Regions from separate parts of the Homo sapiens genome. Here region 1 is linked to region 2. The links are chromatin loops, found by intact Hi-C in ENCODE. Cell type or tissue: PC-3. All regions are shown on one strand. Each heading gives the region's core, and the rest is flanking DNA. Links, peaks and the distances in the headings are about the cores only. Region 1 overlaps PARD3B (par-3 family cell polarity regulator beta). Region 2 has its middle 12 kb from the start of PARD3B.

The links. Hi-C counts contacts between places; a loop is a spot of excess contacts. Peaks named below come from ENCODE experiments on the same cell type or tissue, not always from the same donor. Only the 100,000 strongest peaks of a DNase experiment are listed, where the experiment ranks them.
Region 1: a loop joins it to region 2, with 7 times the contacts of the local background. A loop is called at or near these places in 1 of 110 quality-filtered maps.

The regions. Positions count from the first base shown.
Region 1 is chr2:204,643,185-204,647,588 of GRCh38, forward strand. The region is part of intron 1 of PARD3B (par-3 family cell polarity regulator beta); the gene reads left to right. Among named protein-coding and RNA genes, the nearest start is that of PARD3B, 100 kb to the left of the region's middle. In PC-3, for the core only: no CTCF peak of the experiment used is centred there; a DNase peak (open chromatin) is centred at 1,997; H3K27ac peaks cover 2,427 bases.
Region 2 is chr2:204,531,346-204,535,749 of GRCh38, forward strand. No RefSeq gene overlaps it. Among named protein-coding and RNA genes, the nearest start is that of PARD3B, 12 kb to the right of the region's middle. In PC-3, for the core only: no CTCF peak of the experiment used is centred there; DNase peaks (open chromatin) are centred at 2,486 and 2,816; H3K4me3 peaks cover 619 bases; H3K27ac peaks cover 1,829 bases.

The DNA.
Region 1 (4,404 bases), core at 335-4,334, 110 kb after region 2:
AGATTGTGCCTGCTTCCCCTTCACCTTCTGCCATGATTGTAAGTTTCCTGAGGCCTCCCTAGCCGTGCCTCCTGTACAGTCCGTGGATCTGTGAGTCAAACCTCTTTTTTCCATAAATTACCCAGTCTGTAATACAGCATAATTACATCCTAACTCCCCATTGCCTTCCAGGGAGTCTGTCCTGGACTTCATCCCTCCTCTCCAAACTCTTGATAAACATTATTTTTTGAATATCTTCATACCATCTCAAACACATGTCTACAGTAGAACTGAGTGTCTTTCTACGAATTTGACTCCTTAGCTTGAAGGTTTAAAGCAAACTTGTCCAACCTGTGACTCATGGGGCCACATGCAACGCAGGACGGCTTTGAATGAGGCCCAACACAGATTCGTAAACTGTCTTAAAACATTATGAGATTTTTTTGTGATTTTTTTAAGCTCATCAGCTATTGTTAGTGTTAGTATATTTTATGTGTGGCTACACTGGGCCACACTGGAAGAAGACAATTCTTCTTCTTCCAGTGTGGTGCAGGGAAGCCAAAAGATTGGACACCCCTCTTATAAAGGATACTAGCAATTGCCTATTTATTCAGATTAAGAACTGCAAATTCTTCTGGACATATTCTCCAGAAAAAGTTCATATATGCAGTGCTTTGCATAAAATTCAGGCTTGATGACTAGTCCCTCCTGAAGCTAACCTGAGTATACAACATTTAAAAAGTAGAAGCCTGACTGCGAGGATGACATCAAAGGCCCACTGTCCAGTATTTCATGTCTGTACACTGGTGGATCACTACCCTTAACTAGTCTTCCCCTTCTCAAGCCTCTTGTAAGAATTCTTTCCTTTAGCAACAGCAATTTATTTATTCGTTCTCTGAAGGAGGCTTGTTTTCCTTTCTCCACTCCATTGGTAACACATCTCATCCCATCCCATTTAGAATTCTTGCTGTAGTTCTTTTTGCCCAGTGACCTTTTCCACCCTTTAAAACCCAGCCATGTTACACCTCCTCTAAAGTTGAAATTATGCTTCCTGTTATGTTTTCATGGGGACACATTTCTCTACATAGGGACTGAAAGTTCCTTAAGGACAAGGACAGTCATTTATTTTACTACTCAAAGTGCATGGTATACATATCAAGCAAATACTTTTGGTTGATTTTGTATGGGTGTGTGGGTGTCTATCTTTGTGTGTGGGTGTGTTTGTACCTCAACCCTGCCGAGGTGCCCATTTTGCTTTCATGTGTGGTCTTGGAAGTCTTTTTTATGTACCAATATAGACTCTTTTATTAACATATTATTACTATGTTAGTTGAAAGTGAAAAATAATTCCACTGAATATTTTAACAATAAAAGCAAAATATGTGGTCTCTTTCAAAATTAGAATATTTTCCCTAGTTAGAGAGTTAGAATAATTTAAATTTTAAAATATTTTAATTGGATATTAATGTATACTAATTTATTAATAAAAGAAAATGTGTGTGGGGTCCCACAGGATTATTCCTAGGATAAATAGACAGTTTTTTTCCTTAAGAATATGCCACTTAAAAATATTAGAATACACTGAATCCCAAATGAGGTTTATGGTACATGATATCATGATTTATGGGAAGAGTTGGATCTGAATATATTTACTGTATATTCTTATGATACTTTTATAAAAAAATTCCTCCCCAGAGAGCTAGAGAATAAACATAAATGGCAAGTATGAAAAACCTTTTAAATATTGGGAACCAGTAAATTTTTTTTTTTGTTTTAGTTGCTGCTTTCCTAAGAGAGATACTCGATGAAAGTTGTTGACCAAAGTACATTTTTAAATCTTGGGTGGTTTAGGCAGGATTTATGCAGAAGTGATTTTGTCTTTAGATTCTTAAAAGGGTTCTGGAGAGATTTTATTTGATATTAAAGCTGTGAGATTGTAAATGGAGAAAAGTCATTCTGTGTGTATTTGACAGTCACCCATATCCTGTCACTGACGCTGAGATGGAAGCAAACTGAGTATTACTCACTTCATTGGCTCTATGGTATTTACTTAACTATATTAAACAAACACTGGGGAAACCTCAGGCCCTCTGATATAAAATATGCAAATCCTTAAGCATGACAATTTATTAGAAAAAGAGAAAAATAAAGTGTGTCCATTGACAGTTCTGTGCAGAATTTAGGCAATGACTCATACATATTTTGCTGATTGTTTTTGTAATAAAAATTATTCAAGAGAAAAATTAATACATTTTTATTTTCATAAGCAGTTCATTAATTATGTGAAGAAAAAAATTTTGTTTCATGGGTTTCTTAGGCAACAATCTGTACTTTGGCTTAATGTGACATATTAGTTAAGGCATTTTCCTGCATATTCCAACTTTAGGCCTCTTAAACCTTTGCTCATAAATGTTACTGTTCATCAGCCTGTCAGTTAGCTGTCAAGTTGTGGTGTCAGCTCTCTTAGACTCATCATAGTAGCCCATTCTTGTATTAGTACTTTCTACCTAAGTATTTCTTAAATGATGACTGAATTATTTTAATACACAAATATGAAGTGACCATATAACTTCTTTTGGTTCACTAGAGCCAAATGCATCTCACTAAACTTTTAAAAGAAGGCAATTTCCAATTCCAAAAGCATCTTCTGTCATGTCTTCCTTTGCTTTTTTGACATGGAAGTATAATATTTTTAAGATAAGGTATCTGGATAATCAATGTATTTTCATGGCTTACTCAATGAATTTTGTCACTAGATGTGACTGCTATAACGTGTCTCTCTTCCTTCTTGTCTAAGGATGCTTTCTACTTCTAGCTATAATGTGTCTCTCTTCCTTCTTGTCTAAGGATGCTTTCTGGTTCTAGCCAAAGAACATTCTGGATTTATTGTTTTATTTGGTTTTGACATATGTTCTTTCAATTAAACACATTTAAAAATAGGAGATATACAGACATGCATAAAGCATATATACTTTAAATAGAAGCTATAAATTATAAAATACATACCTCTGCACTTGTATTACCACTTCCCTGGTGAAGAAATGGAATGTTGCTTGCACCCCAGAAGTTCTCACGTGCCACTGCTGAAACACTTTTCCCTTACTGCAGAGGAAAGCACTATCCTGAATGTTGTGATTATTATTCCTTTCTTTTCTTTCCTACCTAATGTAGGACTCTAAACATTCAGTTTAGTTTTTCGTGTTTTTTGAACTGTATATGAATGTACTCATACAGTGTTGTGTCTGAATGCTTTCATTCAGTGTTTGTGAGATTCATCCATGTCATTGCGTGAAGCTGTAGGTTGTTAGTTTTCAGTTATAATCATTCCCTCATATTAATATATTAAACGTGAATTATCCACTCTCTTGATGACCATTTGTGTTGTTTCTAACCTGGGGCTATTGTGAACAGGGTTGTGATGAATATTCTGAGACATACCAGTGTGTACATACATTATCTTCCTTAATTTATAGATGAGTGGATCATAGGGTTATATTCATTTTCCACTTCCCAGATAATGAGAATAGTTTTGCAAGTTAGTTGTGCCAGTTCATATTTCTATTATCAGAGTTCTGGTTCTTCCACATCCTAGAGTATGTTTAGTATTACAGCTGCTCCTTTATAATGGGGTCACATCCTGATAAACCAATGGTAAGTTGAAAATATAGTAAGTAAACAATGCATTTAATACACCTAACCTACAGAACATCATAGCTTAGCCTACCTTAAACACTCTATGAACACTTACATTATCCTACAGTTGGACGAAATTATCTATTACAAATTCTATTTTATAATAAAGTGTTGAATATCTAACTTAAGAGTATTGAAACACATAAGACCAACCTGGGAAAAGACAAAAATTCAAGATACAATTTCTACTGAATGCTTATTGCTTTTACACCATCGTAAAGTCGAAGAGTTTTAAGTTAAACCACTGTAAGTTGGAGATCATCTGTATTAGTTACTGCTTTTGCTATTTCAATGGGTGTTCAGTGGTATCTCATTGTAGTTTTAATTAGCATTTTCTGGATAACCAATAAGGTTGAGTTCCTTTCTAGATGTTTATTGGTCGTTTATTCTTTTCTGTAAAGTATTTTGTTTGTCTTTTTCTATTGGGTTGTCTGTTGTTCATTTTTGTTTTTTGAGGCATTCCTTATATTCTGCATATCTGTCCTTTGTTGGATACAGTTTTGTTATACATGTATTTTTTTTAATTTTGTGCCTTGCTGCATTTTATGATTGGAAGTTTAGTCTAAATTTCTCAATTTTTTTGTATGTGGTTTATACCTTTTGTCTTATTTGCATATTTTTTTGACATTTCATTATTTCTAATTCACTGAAAAAATGTTGGATTCAGGTTAAGTTGTATGTAATAAGACTGGAAGAAAAATGGCCATATTGCACTGTCTCTAAAGTACCCTG
Region 2 (4,404 bases), core at 181-4,180:
AATTATTTTGTTCAAAGGTCCCTGAGATCAAGTGTACAGGAATTAAAGAAGCTTTCCCGGGGATGCTAGGGACAGGATGAGATGATAGTAAAACTCTGGGGCTCTTCTGTACAGCACAAAATATAGGCAGAAGCAGCATGACTTGTCCTCTTGAATAATCTGGAAAAGTGGCACTATTTGAAATGGGTTAATATGTTGATATGACTGTTTTAAGATGATTGAAAAAATATTAGCGAAAGAAATGTGAAAACAGGACTTGATTTTTCACATCTTTTCTCCAGTGTTATTCACCACCAGTTTGGACCTGCAAATATAAACTCAGAAAGCAGACTCTCCAACTACCTGTTTCTAAACTTATGTCATTTGTAAATGGTTCATATGCCTGAGACTGTTTCTATATCCTATTCTATGATATAAGTCTAGCACCTGATTTTAATCTTTTAAATAGATAATTATAATATTTTAATAATAATATGAATATAAATATTATAGCCGTGTTTAGGAAAAACAAAAAATGCCAAATTGAGTATAGTAATAGTCCTTTCTGGTCAGCATTCTTATTTTAATGATGATATCAATAGATATTTTGCACGAAAGTTTGGTTACTCTGCGCAACAAAAATCGACTTTAAGAGATAAGTAAAACTTTTCAAACACTCCTAGCAAGTCACTCAGGCTGGAGTGCAATGGTGCAATCTCGGCTCACCACCACCTCTCCCTCCTGGGTACAAGCCGTTCTCCTGCCTCAGCCTCTAAGTAGCTGGGATTACAGGCGCCCACCACTGCGCCTAGCTAATTTTTGTATTTTTAGTAGGGAGGGGCTTTCACCATGTTGACCAGGCTGGTCTCGAACACCTGACCTCAGGTGATCCACCCGCCCCAGTCTCCCAAAGTGCTGGGATTGCAGGCATGAGCTACCGCGCCTAGCCCTAGCAACTCCTAATAGTCTAGCAAACGTCTATCTGGTTCAAAAGTAATGAAGGGCTTTGTTATCTAGTGAGAGTCATGTGTATTGAGGGATCAAGCCACACCAAAGAGACTTTAGAAATACTTGTTCCTCAAGTAAGCTTGATGGACGGAGCCAAATCTAGGATGGCAAAATGGCCAGAGGCGATGTTCACAGTCCACGCCATTGCATACTTGAAGGTGCATCCTTCATGGTGAACACTTCACCTCACAGTCTGACTCTTGATTTTTTTGCATAATGTTCAATAGGATGGGGAAAAGAATAAATTATTTCAGAAAAAAATTAAAACAACAGTGTGCTGGACACATTCCCTACGTCCCTTCAGATCCACCCTCCACCCTTTTCCACACAAACTCTTAGCTACAGGAGTTTCACAGGACTTTCTGCCTTCTGCCTCCAAGTGGGCTTGATCAGTGAAATGTACCTGTAGGAGATAGATGTGGAAGGATATGAGATGGGTGTACTTAGTCTCCCAGCTCTCTTTCTGCCACGTTGCTATGGATTGGCTGCATCTCTGCTGGGCTAGTGTTCATGATATGTCAGGTGGCCCTTTCTATATCAGTCTTAGTAGGGATGTAATGTCTTCCCATCTTGCTAGCTCTAACTGCACCTGCCATTGTTGGGTTGCCTAAAGCTGCCCACACCAGTAAGTGGTTTCTGTAGTAAAGTTTCATCACTTAACCTGGTTAAAGTGTGCCATGTGATTCTTTCTAGAAACCTGATTGACACAAACATTAAAACTAAAAGCCAATGGTTTTAGGTGAGGTCATTTGTAATAAAATGAGAAGTAATTTTGAAAACTTCATCAACTACACAGATGCACATTGATTTAGGTAGGAAAAGGTAAAGGATAAATTTTTCTCAAGGCTGAATTATTTTACCTTACAGAGAAAAAAATATTAAAAAGATATCAGAACTAGAGGCAAAAGCTTAGAAGAATGAATTCATTGTTTATCTTAACTATAACTTAAGGAGAGTTTAAAATTTTTGGTGAGGTAAGCAGAGATTTATTTTGTTTTAGAGCTCTTATTCACAATCAGTACCTTCAAGGCAAAACTGCGGAGGCTTTCATTGCATATGGCAAAATGGCTATAACAAAAATGAAGTTTGAGAGTTGGGTAATGAGAATTGATTCTGTGGATAACCACTCTTAGTTTGTAAATTTGATGAAAATTATAGAGTTAGAAATAAATAAGCAACACTCTCAGCAATTTTTCATCACTTAAAATATCCTTTGAGTAATTCTGCAGGGCATACTCGAAACTGATGAGTGGATCAAAAATGCTTACTGATCATCACATGTCAGAAGTGACATGACCTCACAGGAGAAAGACTACTGAAATGTTCACCAACAGTAGTATGAAAATTTGTACTAAAGCCCCTTTGGCCACATTCTGGAAATCTCAGTCCTGGGTGTAGCTTCCAGGAGAGCAGAGGTATTGCTTCTCTCATTTACTGCTGTATAACCTAAAATAGAACCTGACACATAGTAGTCACTAGATAAATATTTGCTGAACAGCTGAATCAATTTAATGGGTGTTTCCTTGGTGATTACTCTGGTTTTGCTCATAAAGTTTTGTTTTGTTTTGTTTGGCAGGGGAGCCTTGTTCTGTCGACCAGGCTGGAGTACACTGTTGCCATGTTGCCATCATAGCTTACTGCAGCCTCAACTTCCCGGGCTCAACACACCTCAGCCTCCTGAGTAGCTGGGACCACAGGTGTGAGCCACCACATGTGGCTAATTTTTTTATTCTTTGTAGAGACGAGTTCTCCCTATGTTGCCCAGGCTGGTCTTGAACTCCTAGGATCAAGTGATCCTCCCACCTTGGCTTCCCAAAATGCTAGGATTACAGGCATGAGTCACCACACTCAGCTCTTTGCTCATAAAGTTATAAAAAAGTAAACGATTGCCATTTGTAATACATATTTAGATGACTAACTTCTCAATTTGTAATAACAATTATAAACCTTCGGCAGTGGAGAGAAATTGCCTGGATAAAGCTGAAGGACCCAGTGGATTAACATCCCATTCTTTAGCCAAAGAGATGGTAAGAAAATACTTTTTCTTAATGAAAATTAATCTAAAACATATTTTTAATAAAAAAACAATATGAATGTACTGTCAAGTAGAATGCAAAATTAAAATGATTTTCTTTTAGCTAGAATATGAGACATGAGGGGGTTTGCCTTTCTTGCAATGGCTTCTGATACGGTTTCACTGTGTCCCCACCCAAATCTCATCTTGAACTGTAATCTCCATAATCCCCAAGTGTTTCGGGGGGACCCGGTAGGAGGTAATTGAAATATGGGGGTGGTTTCCCCCTTGCTGTTCTTGTGATAGTGAGTTCTTATGAGATCTGATGGTTTTATAAGTGTCTACCATTTTCCCTGTTTGCACTCATTCTTTCTCCTGCCACCCTGTGAAGAGGTGCCTTCCACCATGATTGTAAGTTTTCTGAGGCCTCCCCAACCCTGCAGAACTGTGAGTCAATTTTAAACCTCTTTTCTTTGTAAATTACCTAGTCCCAAGCAGTTCTTCATAGCAGCACAAGAATGGACTAATACAGCTTCCTTCTCAAGATGCTGGAAGTTCCTGTTAACTCTCCTAGGCTTTCAGGAATCCTGCTCACAGGCTTCAATAGACGTTTTGGCCATTGTATCAGACCCATATGAGCCACTATCACTAAGCTACTATCAGCTATTTATTTGGTTCCATTTTCTGCTAATTCACCCTTTTGGGTGTTTTTCTGAAAATAACTGGAGTCATTTACAATACATTCCTTCATCTATTCAAGCATTCATATTATCTCTAGGTCTGTTTATCACTCATTACCTGAGCCCTCGTTTCCATGTAAAGCATCGTGTCTGTGAATTTTTAACAGTTCTTTTATTACCTTATTTCTTAGGTTGGATTATCTGCAGAACAGACTATGAGAAGGAGATTCATATGTGTAAATTTATTGGTGAATGTGCTCAAAATCAGTTCTTGTGTGGAAGTGAAGTAGGGTTACGTGGAGAAAGGAGTTGGGAAGGGACACTTTTGCAACAAAGGTTTTCCATAACTGTGATGGACATTCAGAGTTGATCAGCCTTCAAGCAAGGGGTCTGGGCCTTTATTCCTTCCCTCACACACATAGACCACTCACTGAATGTGGGCATGTGGGCTGCCCTATGAATGAGGTCCAATCTTGGGCAATGAGGCTCTGTTCCATTGAGGGTAATTCCTGGTTAGTGGCTCAGATGAGATTCTCAGCTGCCAACAATACCAGCATCACCGGATGAGTATTCAGTCCTGAAGGGGGAGTGGGTCTGTGTGATTCACTGTAGCGCACATTATACTATAGTAGGGTAGGGGTGGAAAAGGTGTAAGGCCCTTCCTCACCCATCGTAAGGGTCATGGCCTACACTCCTACAGTAAAAGACAGATTAACAAGAGAA